2 separate regions of the Homo sapiens genome follow, and region 2 is linked to region 1. A link is a contact called in ENCODE Hi-C or POLR2A ChIA-PET data. All regions are on one chromosome and are shown on one strand. Each heading gives the region's core, a stretch centred on a gene start or an enhancer-like site at or near the end of the contact. The rest is flanking DNA. Distances are from core to core; before and after follow the strand shown. Region 1 overlaps LINC00607 (long intergenic non-protein coding RNA 607). Region 2 overlaps LINC00607 (long intergenic non-protein coding RNA 607).

The links. A loop is a pair of places that touch in the nucleus more often than their neighbours do. ChIA-PET counts read pairs that join two places held with the same protein, here RNA polymerase II (POLR2A). Pooled maps may share reads with other maps.
Region 2: a loop to region 1 is called in a map of PC-3, with 9 times the contacts of the local background. The contact joins two enhancer-like sites. A Hi-C loop is called at or near these places in 4 of 168 maps with a recorded cell type or tissue (PC-3, esophagus muscularis mucosa, prostate gland and 1 more) and 2 of 50 pooled maps. POLR2A ChIA-PET finds 5 or more read pairs at or near these places in 3 of 52 experiments (AG04450, PC-3 and activated naive CD4-positive, alpha-beta T cell).

What each region holds. Positions count from the first base shown.
Region 1 is chr2:215,654,722-215,661,951 of GRCh38, reverse strand. The region is part of intron 5 of LINC00607 (long intergenic non-protein coding RNA 607); the gene reads left to right. The region is part of intron 2 of LOC102724861 (a long non-coding RNA gene); the gene reads right to left. Among named protein-coding and RNA genes, the nearest start is that of LINC01614, 60 kb to the left of the region's middle. Within about 2 kb of position 3,856, at least 3 of the 41 ENCODE cell types and tissues checked have a DNase peak (open chromatin) inside an H3K27ac peak, as active enhancers do; they include PC-3, where a contact is called at or near this core.
Region 2 is chr2:215,789,479-215,796,508 of GRCh38, reverse strand. All of the region lies in intron 1 of LINC00607 (long intergenic non-protein coding RNA 607), which reads left to right. Among named protein-coding and RNA genes, the nearest start is that of LINC00607, 51 kb to the left of the region's middle. Within about 2 kb of position 2,593, at least 8 of the 41 ENCODE cell types and tissues checked have a DNase peak (open chromatin) inside an H3K27ac peak, as active enhancers do; they include PC-3, where a contact is called at or near this core.

The sequences.
Region 1 (7,230 bases), core at 2,607-5,106:
GATTGGCTGAAGTAGAGAAGGGACTGGAGAGAGGGACGTCAGTAACAAAGAAACAGAAAATCAAAGACTTATTAAAGGGTCCTCAGTCCATGGGGAATATAACTGTCATGGGTGAACCTTATTCATTTAAAAGGCTTTAATAGATCAAAGTTCTGGAGGCTGGCAAAAGAATTCAGAATCAAAGACCTGGTTTGGGTCCCAGGTCCTTCCCTTACAAGCTAAGTCCCCTCAACAAATTCCTAAACATCTCTGGGCCTTAGATTCAAGAAAATTAACTGGGCATTTTATCACGGGTCAAAATCCTCGATGCTTTCATACACACATTCTGATTATCCTAGCAATAACCTTGCTAGGGAGGGATTGTTGACTGCATTCTGTAGGTGGATAACTAGAAGCTCCTAAAGGTTAATTTTCCCAACAAATGGCAGAGCTGACACCCAAACCTGGTTCCAGGTCTCTTCCCATAACATCCTGGCACTTATCTCATCCCTCATACAGAAAACAGGGCTAAGATTACATATCCTCCCTACCTCACAGTGTGTTGTGAGATGCAGGACCTATTGTATATAAAACTTTTTGTAAAGTATTAAGCACAGAAGACAAATTTTAGCTATCTCAAACAAATCTCATTTCAAACCATCCACTTGAATGCATATTTTGATCTTGAATCGACCCTTCAGACATAGTGCCTTGTGTATTCCCAGAAAGGTGCATTTAGGTCACCTGAATATGAGCTTCATCTGGCACAATAGTTTCTCCTATTTCATTTCTCCTGTTTTTCCCAAGGGCTCTACATTGCTACTCAGTAAAAGCTGGTGTCAGTCTGCATACTGATGGCAGACCTAAAATCTCAGCAAGTTACAACACAGAGCCTGCTGCCATGTGGACAGAATAAACCACATTCCACACCATGTCCAGACACTTTGAAGACACGTAAAATGATTTTTAAAAGATCATTTTAGATAAATAAAACTTGAGCTAGCAAGAGAGGCCCTTTCCAGATGTCCACCCACGAAACCCCAGGTGCAAGTGAATCAGCAGACGGTGTCCTCTCATCCGAGACAGTGCAGGATCCATGTGTCCACAGGCAGCCAGGCAGTGGCTGAGCTCGCAACCATGCTTCCTTCAGATGTGGCCATGCTGGGGCTGATTCAGGGAGAAACACTGCCTCTTATTGAGTCACGAGCCCATCCTGGAACTTCACTGGGCTTTGCTTGGATGACTTGCCCGGCGTCCATGGTCCAGACCTTCCCCAGCAGGCAGCAGAGTCCAATGAGGCAGAACAGGTAGTCTGCCAGGGGTGGTGGTGGGTGGTAGTGGGAAGGTATGTTACTATTCAAAAGGTTCAGTCAATTCAGAAAGGTTTTGGAGAAAAATTTAAAATTCATCAGACTCACCCAAAAGCAGATACAAATCTGAAGAAGATTTATTAAAGGCCCTTTATCTCTGTTTGAACCTGGTCCCTTTCCTTGGGCAGGATAGTGACTTAGAAAGTGAGAGCCAGGCTCATTCATGCTGGGTGATTATTTTATTCTCATGAAATTTTTCTTGAAAATTTGATGTATACTTGCTGACTCCCAATCTATTGAACCTGCCCACTAATTAAGGTCAATCAGTCTTTCTTTTGGTGAATACTTAGTGAGTTTTTCAATGTCAGATAATGTGGTAATCACTGGGCACACAGTGAATAAGAGACATAGACCCTGCCTTCATGTGGAGGAGAAGTATTGTTCAAGTTTTCAATTGCTATGTCACAAATTACCTCAATCTTAGTGGCTTAAACCAATCCACATTTATGATCTCACGGTTCTGTAGAACAGAATTCTGGACATAGCCTAACTGGGTCCTCGGGCCAGGGCCTGGGGAGGATGAGAACAGGCAGTGACCAGGACTGCTGTCTCATTGGAGGCATTGAGTTTTCCTCCAAACTAGGGAGTTTGAAGAACTTCCTTGACAAGAACTTTGCTTGCTGGCAGAAATTCTCCTTACAGCTATAAAACTCATGCCAGCTTGCTTTTCAAGGCTAGCAGGAGAGTGTCTCTGACTTCAGGGAACATCTAGGCCCCGCTTTAAAGGCTCACCTGATTAGGTCAGGCCCACCAAGGATAATATCCCTTTGGTTAACTCAGGGAAACTGATTAGGAGCCTTAATTACATCTGCAAAATGCCTTCATCTTTACCACATAATGGTGTGTAATCATGGAGTGACATTCCATCCGATTTCAGGTCATACCCATCAAAGGGAGGGGATTGATTATACAGCGCTTGTATAGCAGGGGATGGGAATCTTACGAGCCATCTTAGAATTCTATCACAGATATTTAAAAAGTTATTACAAAAAATTACTAAACAATTAGAACTGTGCAAAACTTTATGAAGGAGAATTATAGGATTCCACAGGCACTATCTGAGAGGTTGAGGGAGACTTTCTGAGACCAATGAGCTTGCACCAGCAAGCTGCTAGGATGAAAATGGGTATGGGTAGAGGAGAGAAGCAGAACTAGTGAGATAACATAAAGGGAGTTAACTGATGTAGCCCTAAAATGAATCAAAATGAAATCATGCCCTGGCCTGCCCTATTGTACCCAAATATTTAATTTCTGAAAGTAAAGTTGTACATTTTCCATGTGAAAGGAAGCAAGCAACAGATCTAAAGGTCTCCCCTTTCGACTTCCTTTGCTGGAGACCTTAGGGGTATCTGTCTGTTTATAGCAGAGTCTGATCTTCTCCCATAACAGGGAGATGAGGAGCAATAAAAGGCTAATTATGTTAGCTCCTCATTGGATGAGAGCCACCCAATTCTAAAAGGAGGTAGAATTGGGTGGCTCTCACCTATATTTTGCAAGCTGGCAAAAATATCCATAAGTGTGAGGTGTTGGGTGGTTCCATTACTTACAATGACAAATTAGAAAATTCAAGCATCATTTTCCATTTATCTTTGAACACTAACACAGCCCTTTGGTCAGAGTAAATGGAGAAAAGAAATTTTTTTTTTTTTTTTTGAGAAAAGAAATTTTTTTAAAAAAGCATTCAAGCTGGAAATCGGAATGTTCTTGTCAGCACTTTGAGAAAACTAACAGATGGGGAGCTTCATGCCCACCGCTTAATAAATATGTGCTGATTTTGGCAAAGACTTGTGACATCCCACAGGGTCTCTAATCTACCCCTTTCCCTCTCACCCCAGCAGCCAAATTCAACTCAGTTGCCAAAATGAGAAACAAAACACGTGAGTGTCTAAAATGTATGCCAAATTTAAAAATGGAGAGAGTTTTCATTTGATCAAATTATAGGTCTCTTTCTCACCAAATTCCCTTTCTGTACTTTACCATAAGTTTTAATTAAATGTCTTCTATTGGAAATACTCCGGAATGATGAGTTGAAATACAAATGTTTGAAATCTGAAGTACCAAAAGTACAGCCACTAACCAGATTTACCAGCAACTTCAATGGAATAGAAACATACTGAAGAGTTCGATAAATTCCCCTTCCTCTTGAATAAACATTACATTTTAAAGGCTGTAGATACACATGTCACTATCTATTATATTATAGATACACATGTCACTATCTGGAAGAATACATTAAATAGATGAATTACTTTTACCAAGTGACTCCCATATAAAGAAAGACTTCTACATTAGGAGAAAGATAAAATGAACCTGGAATAATAAAATAATTTTTTCTTTCTCCTTGTGTTTCATAATATTTCTTTTCTCTTTTGCTGATTAGCCCAGAACGTTACTTCCCACTGTCTGCTTCTTCAACTCATGAGATGGAAACTATCAGGATCTCAGGAATAGCTGAGGACGGCCTGCCTTCTTCTGGTTGTGTTTTCAATGACTAATTCATAAACACAAGGTTGTGAGTCACCCCCAAATTCCCTAAGACCCTGATGACCATGTTAGGTAGGCAAGAGGAAAGACTCAGTTCAAATGCAGAATGTGGTTCTGCCGTTTAGCAGCTATTCTGACATTATTTAAAACACAGTTTATAACAGGCGCTCTTTCCTCCTGTTGACATTTCAGGCACGCTGTTGTTCTTTGTTCTGTCAAGGATCCTATTGTTTTCCTAACTCACTTGACTATAACAGTTTCATAACAGTTTCTTGGGTTTGTTCTCAGAATTTTCTCCCAGAGTTTCTGATTTAAGAATTAGGTCCATGAATCTGTATTTTTAACAGACTCACCTGAGAGATTCTAATCATGAGGCAAATATGAGAAACATTCTAAAAGGGTATGTTCAATTGAACAAATTTCCATCATTTTACTCCCCAACAATAGGGAAACTGTAAAGAGTAAAAGATTTCAAACAGGGAAATTTATGGCCCAACAGGTAAACTTAAAATAGGGAGTTACCACCTGCTTGCTTTGTCTGATGGGCATGCCTGAATCACAAACCTTTGAACCAACTCATCTTCCAGTATAATTCACTTCCAAACTATCAAGTAACCTTCTCAAAAAATCTCTGTTCATTCATTCATCCATTCATTCATTTGACATTTATTGAACATCTGCTATGTGCCAGGCACTGTTCTTGGCACAAAGAATAGAGTGGTGAACACATATCCAGGCCCTACCCTTAGGGGGCTGAATTTTAGTCTTTTTTCAAATCATAGTCCTCATGTATTACCAATCAAAATATCATATGTTCTTTTGGATAATACCCTGCAAAGCATAATGTGAAATCACAAAGGTACAAAAGTCACCTCTCTCAGACACTGGTCGAATGCTTACCATGCATCAGATTCCATTGTAGGTATCCAGATACATCGATGAGCACACCAGGCAAAGATCTCTGCCCTCATGGATCTGACAGTCTAGATGGGTGAGACACTAGGCAATAAATCTGACAAACTACATAATGCATTATAAGGTACTGGTACTGCGAAAGAAACACATTCAAGCAAGAAAACATCAATTGAGCATGCGGGGAGGGTAGTCATGGCAAGGCTCATTGTTAAAGTGAGATTTAAACAGAAACTCAAGGAAGGCGAAAGATTTTGCCAAGTGGGGTCTGAGAGAACAGCATGTGAGGCAGAGCAAACTGCTGGAAGAAAGACCCTAAGCAGAGAGAATGCTTGGAGTATTTGAGGAGCAGAAAGAGAGGGGACATAAGAGGTAACAAGGGCAGCGCTAGGGTGAGGTCAGTTAGGGCCCTGTAGCTGTTTTGAGTGAAATAGGGTGGGGAGGCATTTCAAGGTTTCAAGCAAAGGGTAACATGATGTGACATGTTGTAAGAGGGTCACTACGGCCACTGTGTTGAGTGGTCTGTAAAGGGACAGGTATGAAGAATTCCAGATAAACACTTTGGATGGCATTTAGCAGTATCTAGATCTGGTAAAGCTAAAGATGTTCACACCCTAGAATCCAGCAATTTGAGGCACTAGGAGAGACACCCTTTCAATGTATGCAAGAATATATGTAGGGATGTTCACTGTGGCACTCTTAGCAGTAACAAAAATAAAAATCCAAATAGCCTGAATGTCCATCAACAGGAGAATGATTCAAGAAATTATGGCTCACTTATACCAGTAATTAAAAGGGATGAACTAGAGTTACATTATCAAGGTGAATACATTCACCAAATATAAAAACAGAGCAACAAAAATCAAGTTGCAGAAGGATAAATACAATATGACGTCAAGTTTAGAATACCCCAGTAGGCTGTGTGGTGTTTTATAGCCAGTGGCTCACACCTGTAATCTGAGCTTTGGGAGGCCTAGGTGGGAGGATCACTTGAAGCCATGAGTTCAAGACCAGACTGGGCAACAGGGCAAGACCCTGTCTCTACAAAAAATAAAAATGATTAGTCTGGTGTGGTGTTGTGAGGTTTTAGTCTCAGCTACCAGAGAGGGTGAGTGAGGCAGGAGGATCCATTGAGCCCAGGATTTCAAGTCTGCAATGAGCTATGACTGCACCACTGCACTTCAGCCTGGGTGACAGACAGAGAGATCTTGTCTCTAAAAAAATAACATAAAATACCATGATACTACTATCTGTGTTATGGCTATGTATATATTTAGTTTAAAAACTTAAAATGTCAAATGAAGAATACCCATTTCGTTATAATTACACCTGGTGAAGGAGAGAGGAAAAGAGTTTGGGGAAGAATATAAAAAGAATTCCAATGCAGTGTGTTAATTTTCTCTCTCTCTCTCTTTCTTTCTCTCTCTCTCTCACATGCCATTAAAAATACCCAAATGAAACTCTGCAAAATATGAAAACATTGAAGTTTCCATGTTTTTATGGAAATAAAATCAGTAAAATAACATACAAAAATATTTCTTTAAAATAAATAACAGAAAAGAGAAGTAATTCTATATTGCAATATATCTGACAATTTTTAAGTTGATTTCTGTCTCCATCTCTGAAATAGCACACATGATATTTACATATTTCATGAAGTTTTGTTTTGCTGGCATTTACAATCAAAAGTGTAAACATCTTACGTTGGGGCTCAGGACATAATACCCCAAAGCACGGTGCCTTGACATGTTGAATACTGAACGGAAGAAGATTGAACTGAAGGAGATTGGAAAGGCCTTAGCCACAAGGCCTTTCTGTCCCTCACCCACCCTCCTGTTTCTTGCCCAAATTCTCCTCAAAGCAAGTCACAGAAGCTGGAATTCCTTTCCCCTAAGGCACATCATAGAAACTAGAAATCTTCCCCAAAGCAAGTCATAAAACCTAGCAAGGTCACTCTCTTCCTTCTCCCTTCCCCCTTAAAGACCCTCATTCCAGAGGGGTCCTGTCAGACCCAGGAGGAAGAAATGCTACACAGAGAGGCCAAGAAGAAGCTGAACGGGCAGGCCCTGCTGGGTTAGACCATATCCTCTGTCCAATCACATTTCTACAGGACTGTCCATCAAACCTAAGCATAAACATGAATAGTTTTCTCTGTATCTTTAGATCTTCTTCCCAAAGCTCCCATATTACATAAAAATTTTTAATTAAATAAATTTGTTATGATTTTCTCTTGTTAACCTGTTTTATGTTATAGGATATTGACCACTACCCTTATGAAGGGTGAAGAAGGTGGTACACCTTTCCACTCCTACATTAGTAGATATTCTTTTTAAAATCTTTCTGCCTACTACTTTCTGACTACTTTTTTTTTTTAACATTTAACAACCTTTATATTGTTGATAGTGCATACTACTCATCTGAGTTAAAATCAATCCTTGCTGATGTTATTGTTTGACTGCAGCAGCAACTTTCTTCAACCAGGATC
Region 2 (7,030 bases), core at 1,344-3,843, 140 kb before region 1:
GATAGTTTAAAAAATGTGTGAGTAACGTTAAAGCAAACCACCAAAGGATGGTGACAGGGAACAGCACAGCAGGAACTGGCATCACTCCCTGCATGGTCTGAAGGAAGGCAGAGAGTGGTTACCAGAAATTAGTACAACCTGTAGTTCTCTGGCAAGAGAGATTCCACCCGATAGGAGAAGTGGCCTAGTGCCAGGATTACAGTCACTGTATAATAGAGCCTGGGAGAGAGGGAGAGGGAGTGGGAGGAGGCTAGAGTGGGAAGAAATTTGCTTTCAGAGGTGTTCACTCCTCTCACTCTGTGATCTCCTGCCAATGACTCTCATTGGCTAAACTTAATAAAAGCCAGAGGACAAGTGAGCTGGAGTGATATGGTCCACAGAGCGCAGCCTCCCAGGGAACAGAAAGGGGCAAAGTGGAGAGTAGATCTACAGTACAAATACAAAACACCCAGCCCAATGGGCTTCCCTGCATGGCATTGACAGCGCTATAAACTTCAATGCTCTGCTCAATAGATACTTGCAGAGAACAGTGGGAAGAAGAGACTGATGGAATGGCATTGATCTGCTTATTGTCTCACATCTCCCAACATGCATCTTCATCAGAGTCCATAGTTCTCAGGTTCTTTAGGAATCGCATCTTCAGTGCATTAAGAAACTCAAAAGCAACTTTCAATGCTGTTTTAAGCCAAGGAAGTGGATGCAAAGATGTTAGCAAGGTTGATAGTGCTCTAGGAAACTGGTAGGGAAGAAGCTTTCTCTTTAAGTTATACGATGAATAGAGGGAATCTGCCTTTGTTTTGTGGATCATATCAGCTGTCAAATATGTGGTCTAACAATTGCATGCATTTAGAAGGCAGAGAAAAAATAAAATTTGCAAATGATCTCATTACACTTAGTGACAGAGGAATAATATTCTGCAATAAATCACCCAATACCTCACCATTGGTGATACTCAAATGCTTGAATAACAGCTCATAAAATAAGCTGGAATAACTAACTCATGCTGATGTATAAGCTGGTGAATAGGTAGGTCACTGCCTTCAGGTTCTCTCTTCCGTAAGTTTGGAGAGCAACCCCTTGGCTGGAGGAAATGATCAGGAATGACAGCATCATCAGGTTGGTGTGATTTTGTGCAGGCATTTGCTAGAGTTCTGCCAGAAATTTCCCTGATGCTCAGTGCTCCCACTTCCCCTCCTTACTATTTGTAGCTTATTTTTTCCTTAACTATTTTTGCTGTTTACTCTCCCTCGGGCTTCTACTCTGTGCCTCTAAAGACTCAACAAGGATGCTGTTAGCTGCTTTCTCCTCCCAATGACCCATAAAATCTTATCCTGGTGTCTGGTGATACTTCCCTGGCAATTATTCATTCACCAACACCACCTTCCACCTTGTGCAGGAAGGCCCCTTCTTGGCAAACGAAACTCCCACTTAGCACTTTACGGCTCAAAGTAGAGCTGCTGCCCCTCACCCTGTGCCTCCAGCCCCATCCAGTGGAATGTTTTCATGCTCACAGCAGTTTTAAGTAAGGCACAGCTTTTCTTGTCCCAGAAGGGTAGAAACGGGGATGGGTTAGAGGGATGTATTAAGCACAATTGCAATAAGGGCTTTGGAGCCTTCAGGTCCCAGGCAGGAGATCATATTTTAATACCCATGGCTAAAACTGAGCTATAAAACTTGGAGAAGATTGTAAATGCTTTGTTTTACAACACACATAACAAATAACAGCCTGACCCTTGTTAAAAAAAAAAATTCTGACAGTTGTTAAAACAGTAAGGAAGATTTTATTCAGGACTATTGCAATAGGTATCAAGACTATTGCAGTAGGGGAGAGACATTGGGTTCAACTCTGAATATAGCAAAGCCGTGGGGCATTTATATCCAATGAACAGAGTGAGGGGGTCCGTGAATGGAAAATTACTAAGAGGAGACAACGAAGATAGGGAAATTCTTCTAAAGAGACTAACAGAATTCTTGCTGAAGGCAGGCCAGGGTGATTAGATATCAAGGATAGGGGATTTTTGCTAGACTGACTTAGCAGAATTCTTGCTAAAACTGGACTAGGCAGGCCAAAGACAAGGCCCAAAGATGAGGCCTATTTGAGAAGAGGGCACAAAGAACCTGGTCTAAAGTTTGTTTACAGAGACAGTCTTTGTTGTTATCCTCTATGGTGTTAACTTGCTAAGCTTAACTTAGGTTTTCCAGCCCTGTCCCTATGTCAATGACTAAGCTTACCCCAAACACAAGTACACACAGTCTTCATTAATAGAAAGTAACCACTAAAAGAGAACAAAACAAATAAACCCACCTCCTACTGATTAAGCAAGCTAACTTGTAGAAACTTCTAGTTTTAACCAGCTCCCTCTCCCTCCTTTTCCTCCTTGCTTTGCTGAAAGTAAGTGCATTATTGCATTGTAAGCTGTGGGATTCTGCTGTGTATACTGTGTGATGTCAAAATATTTGTTCTAGGGTTCAAAGTGATACAAGTAAAATCTTTGGAGATGTGTGCTAGGTGACACAGAAAGCAAACCAGAGATTTCCTTGCAAATACAAACTCAGTGGCCTAGTGTGACTAAGACTTCCCATGCCTGGTTTGGAGTTAAGCCAAACCATGCTTAACACAAAAAGGAGGAACTCCTAAACTCATGTACTGCTCAGTCATTCCCCAAGTAACAGTCTTCACTAATCAGAGGGGTCTTGGTTTCAGCAGGAAGAGATAAGCATGTACGTGTATGGGTGTAAGCTGCTTTTCCCTGAGTTGCCGTTCTGAAGCCATAATGCACATAAAGAAAATAATTTAAATGGCAAAAAGTTTTAAATGGCAAAACTTGTATAGACAAAATAATCTACATTTGAGTATTTGACTTTTTAGCTAAGTAGATGCATTTATAGAAAATGAAAGAAAGGAAAAAGGAAATTATTGGGGCCTAGGGCATGATACCCCAAAATATAGCACCTTGACAATTGAGAAAGCCACAGAAGCAAGAAGGTCACTCTGAGCTTCTCCCATTTTTCTCCCCTAAAACATGGCCATAAATAAATTCTCGGCCAGGCGCGGTGTTTCATGCCTGTAATCCCAGCACTTTGGGAGGCTGAGGCAGGTGGATCATGAGGTCACGAGTTTGAGACCAGACTGGCCAATATGGTGAAACCCTGTCTCTACTAAAAACACACAGATTAGCTGGGCGTGGTGGCACGAGCCTGTAGTCCCAGCTACTTGGGAGGCTGAGGCAGGAGAATTGCTTGAACCCAGGAGGTGGAGGTTTCAGTGAGTCGAGATAGCACCACTGCACTCCACCCTGGGCGACAGAGCAAGACTCCATCTCAAAAAAAAAAAAAAAAAAAAAAAAAAGAAAAGAAAAGAAAACAAAAGAAAAGGAGTTCTCTGAACTCTCTTGCTAAGTTCCCCTCAGTTTATTACCACTGGGTCATACTCCCTTTTTGTCCAGTTGTAGTTCTACATGACTGCCCGTTCTTCATAGAACCTAAGCCAAAAAAAAAAAAAAAAAAAAAAAGACAAGAAAAAGAAAAAAAAAATCACAATTTTCCCCTGGTTTGAGGGTATTCATTTCTGAAGGCTCCCATGTCATGTAAAACTCTAGTTAAACAATTTTGTTATGATTTTCTCTTGTTAATCTGTCTTTTGTTATGGGGTGTCAGCCACGAACCTTGTCATCAGTGAGAAAAAGATAATACCTTTTCTCCCCTTCAGAATACGTTTCAACAAACCCAGCTTAATATTTTAGCAAAAATAATATGAATTTTATTTGGAGTATGTTGGGATGATGAAAATATTTATCCTAAATTATTTTAAAAAACTAACTTCTAAGAGAGTCTACTGAGGGATTCTGGAGAAATATTCTAGACCTTCATAGATTCAGAAATTATCTGACTTGGAAGGAGCTACATATATAATCTAATCTACCTCCCTCATTTTCAAATGAACAATTAGAAAGTCAAGGGAAATATTCTAAATGAGTTTTCAATAAGAAGTACCAGTCATACAGGCATTTTTTAATGCTCTGAAAATTCTGATGCCAATATTAATATTCAATATAACATTGTATACTGCAGTGATTTTTACTAGCAAAACTGAAAAGAGCTTAGTCTAGGAAAAATGCTTATTTTGGCACAAAAAGACCAGAAAAGTAGTACAGCAAAGGATGGATTCTAGGAGACTTAAGATTAAGGTCCCCACAAGGAATTTCATCAAGAACCACCTTACTCTAAATCTTTGAATTAATGATAAAAATAGCTCTTCTAAGCATCAGAAAAGGAGTACTAAACCACCCCCTTTTGCCTTAGATTGATCTCAGGGCACGTTTCTCTTTGGCGATAAATCAAATATGGAATATGGTAAAAATTACAGGGGTTGGTGATGCCTGTGGAAATGTTACATTTTGGTCATAATTTTTTATTCTAAATAATGGTTTATGATATTCCATTGAGACTTCTGTGCCCTATGAGTGAGGATAAGCCCCACACTGGAGTTTGTATACAACAATGAGATTTAGGATAGCTCTTTGTAAACAGGCTGGGAAAGAGGCTTATCTATGAATTGCTTTAGATTGAAAGAAAAAAGAAAAGTGCTGGGGTCTCACCCCTAATTCTTCAGCTTTGTTCTTCAGTGGATGTGAACTTAACCCAAGGCAGTGAAGCAGCAGATGTGATAGAGCACCTAAGAAAACAGGAAGCCCTGAGAGGCTGGGAGCTGATGAGCACATATTTGTCTTTCAGGAGAGTTTGGGGTAAATAAAAAGCCCTGGGCTTCAGGGGCATCTCCACCTCCTCTTCTGGTTGCCTTAGAGTGGCTGGGGAGAACATGAGCCAGTACAGTGCTGAGAGATTTTGCCGCTATGTCTTGGACTTTTGTGCTCAGAAAAGACTCTGGAGTCAGCTAGGATTCAGGTCAGGACTCAGCCCCTCCGGAGTTACCTCACTCTTCTCGGAGAACCTCTTGCTGGATCTGCAAGGCAGTTCATCTGACAGTGAGCCCAGAAAGCAAAATTCCATTCACGATGGGTTCAGTGACACACACCCGTGAGATGAAAAGAAGTGATGGGCTGAATAGGAAAGTCTGCATAGGTCCACTTCTTTCTGGCTGTGAGAATGGGGGTAAATTGCTCGACCTCATTCAACATCAGCTCTTCATTTGTCACAAAAATACTATTTTGCCTTACAGGATTGTTATGAAGACCAACTGAGCTTGTGCATGTAAATTGCTCAGCACAGTAGTGCCAAGGGTGTTGACAGGCCAGTGTCGTTCCCCTAGGCACAGCCTCTGTGTTCTCAACTTTAGAATGGCCAGATCACCTGCCCTCATCTATAGGGATGACTTGTAGCCACTTACTTATTCACCACACTGTGGAGCATGTCTTCTCCCATTCAAAGCCCTCTGCTAGTGTGTCAAATTTTGAATTGCTTAGAAGAAAATCAGTAGAAAACAAGTCCCTTTTGGCTTCCGTTGCTGTGCGAGCTGGTATTAAGTAGAAATCTCTCTTTGAAAAGTTAAATGACTCCTTCTCTGACACTAAAGACACATGATCGTGCTAATGTTTCAAATCTGTGCCAAGATGGCTATTTGGAAGACAACTAAATGTTTCACTGTGGTTTTGTATCTCATAATCAGAAAAACAACAAACCAAAAAACAAAACAACAAAACCAGGCTCAGCCATCTTCAGGAGGCAGCTCTGCTCCCAGCTCCCATGCTCTGCAAGAGAATTTTGTAAATCCATCTGCTGCAGGAAGTTAGGCAAAGCCATAGCTGTAGAAATTCAAAACAGCAGGTTTTAACTAAAGAATATTCTTCCTGGAAATGTACATATTTAAGCTGCTTCAGCAGAGCTGTCTCTAGCCCTAGGGCCCAGGAAAGCTCTGCGGAGAAGGGGGGAATGCACATTGCTTTCTCCTCATGGTGAGAGGGGGATCCTCACAGATATGAGGCTCAACTTGGACTTCCAAACACCAGGCAAAGGGCAGAGTCATTCTATAGCAGGGGAGAGCAAGCGTGTTTGAGTCACCCAACTCTTCTCTTGCTTTTTCAGGAGAGGTTGCCTATGTAGTGAAAAGAGCATATCCTTTGGAGCTGGACAGACATGAGCTCAAATCCTGGCCCTGCTGGTTTCTTTCTTTCTTTTTTATTTTGAGATAGAGTCTCCCTCTGTCACCCAGGCTGGAGTGCAGTAGTGCGATCTCGGCTCACTGCAACTTCCACCTCCCAGGTTCAAGCAATTCTCTTGCTTCAGCCTCCTGAGTAGCTGGGATTACAGGTGCATGCCACCATGCCCAGGTACTCTTTGTATTTTTTTTAGTAGAGACCGGGTTTCACCATGTTGACCAGGTTGGTCTCGGTCTCCTGACTTCAAGTGATTCACTTGCCTCGGCCTCCCAAAGTGCTGGGATTATAGGAGTGAGCCATGGCCCTGCTGCTTTCTAAGTGATCTGGGGGAGTTTCTTTCATCTGTAAAGGATGGTGACACCTACCTTATGAGATTTCTGTGAGGATTAGATGAGACAACGTATGCACGGCATCGTCTGCAAAATAGATAAGTTCTCACTACGTAAGTTCTGGGAAGTAGGTTGGGAAGCACACAAAAGTCCATGTGTTGCGTGGTGTAAAGAAGCCAAACAGTATTTGTGTAGTTCACATATCATTTATCTTAGTGTGGGGCAGAGCTCCTGGGCTTGATGCAGTCAGGACTCCTCGGTTACCTTTAGATCAAATGCACCTTCCTGTTTTGCGTAGACTTTGAAACTGTATTTTTGGTATAGAGTTCAGTCTGGGGACTACAGAGAGTTAAGGGCAACCATGAGGACTCTCTTAACCACTGAGGTCTTATGTTTTCACAATTTCTTGAGTTTTGAGAACTTTCCTGAGTCTTAGATTAAGCCTCTAATGCTCTTTTGCTGCAAAGCAAAATATGGCCTAGGAATTCCAGAAGGTGCCTTAAGGAGGGCCAAAGAGCGATTCGGCTGAATATCAATCCCTGATAGCTTTTGAACTCAGGGTCCCTGACCCTTGGCAAAGTGTTT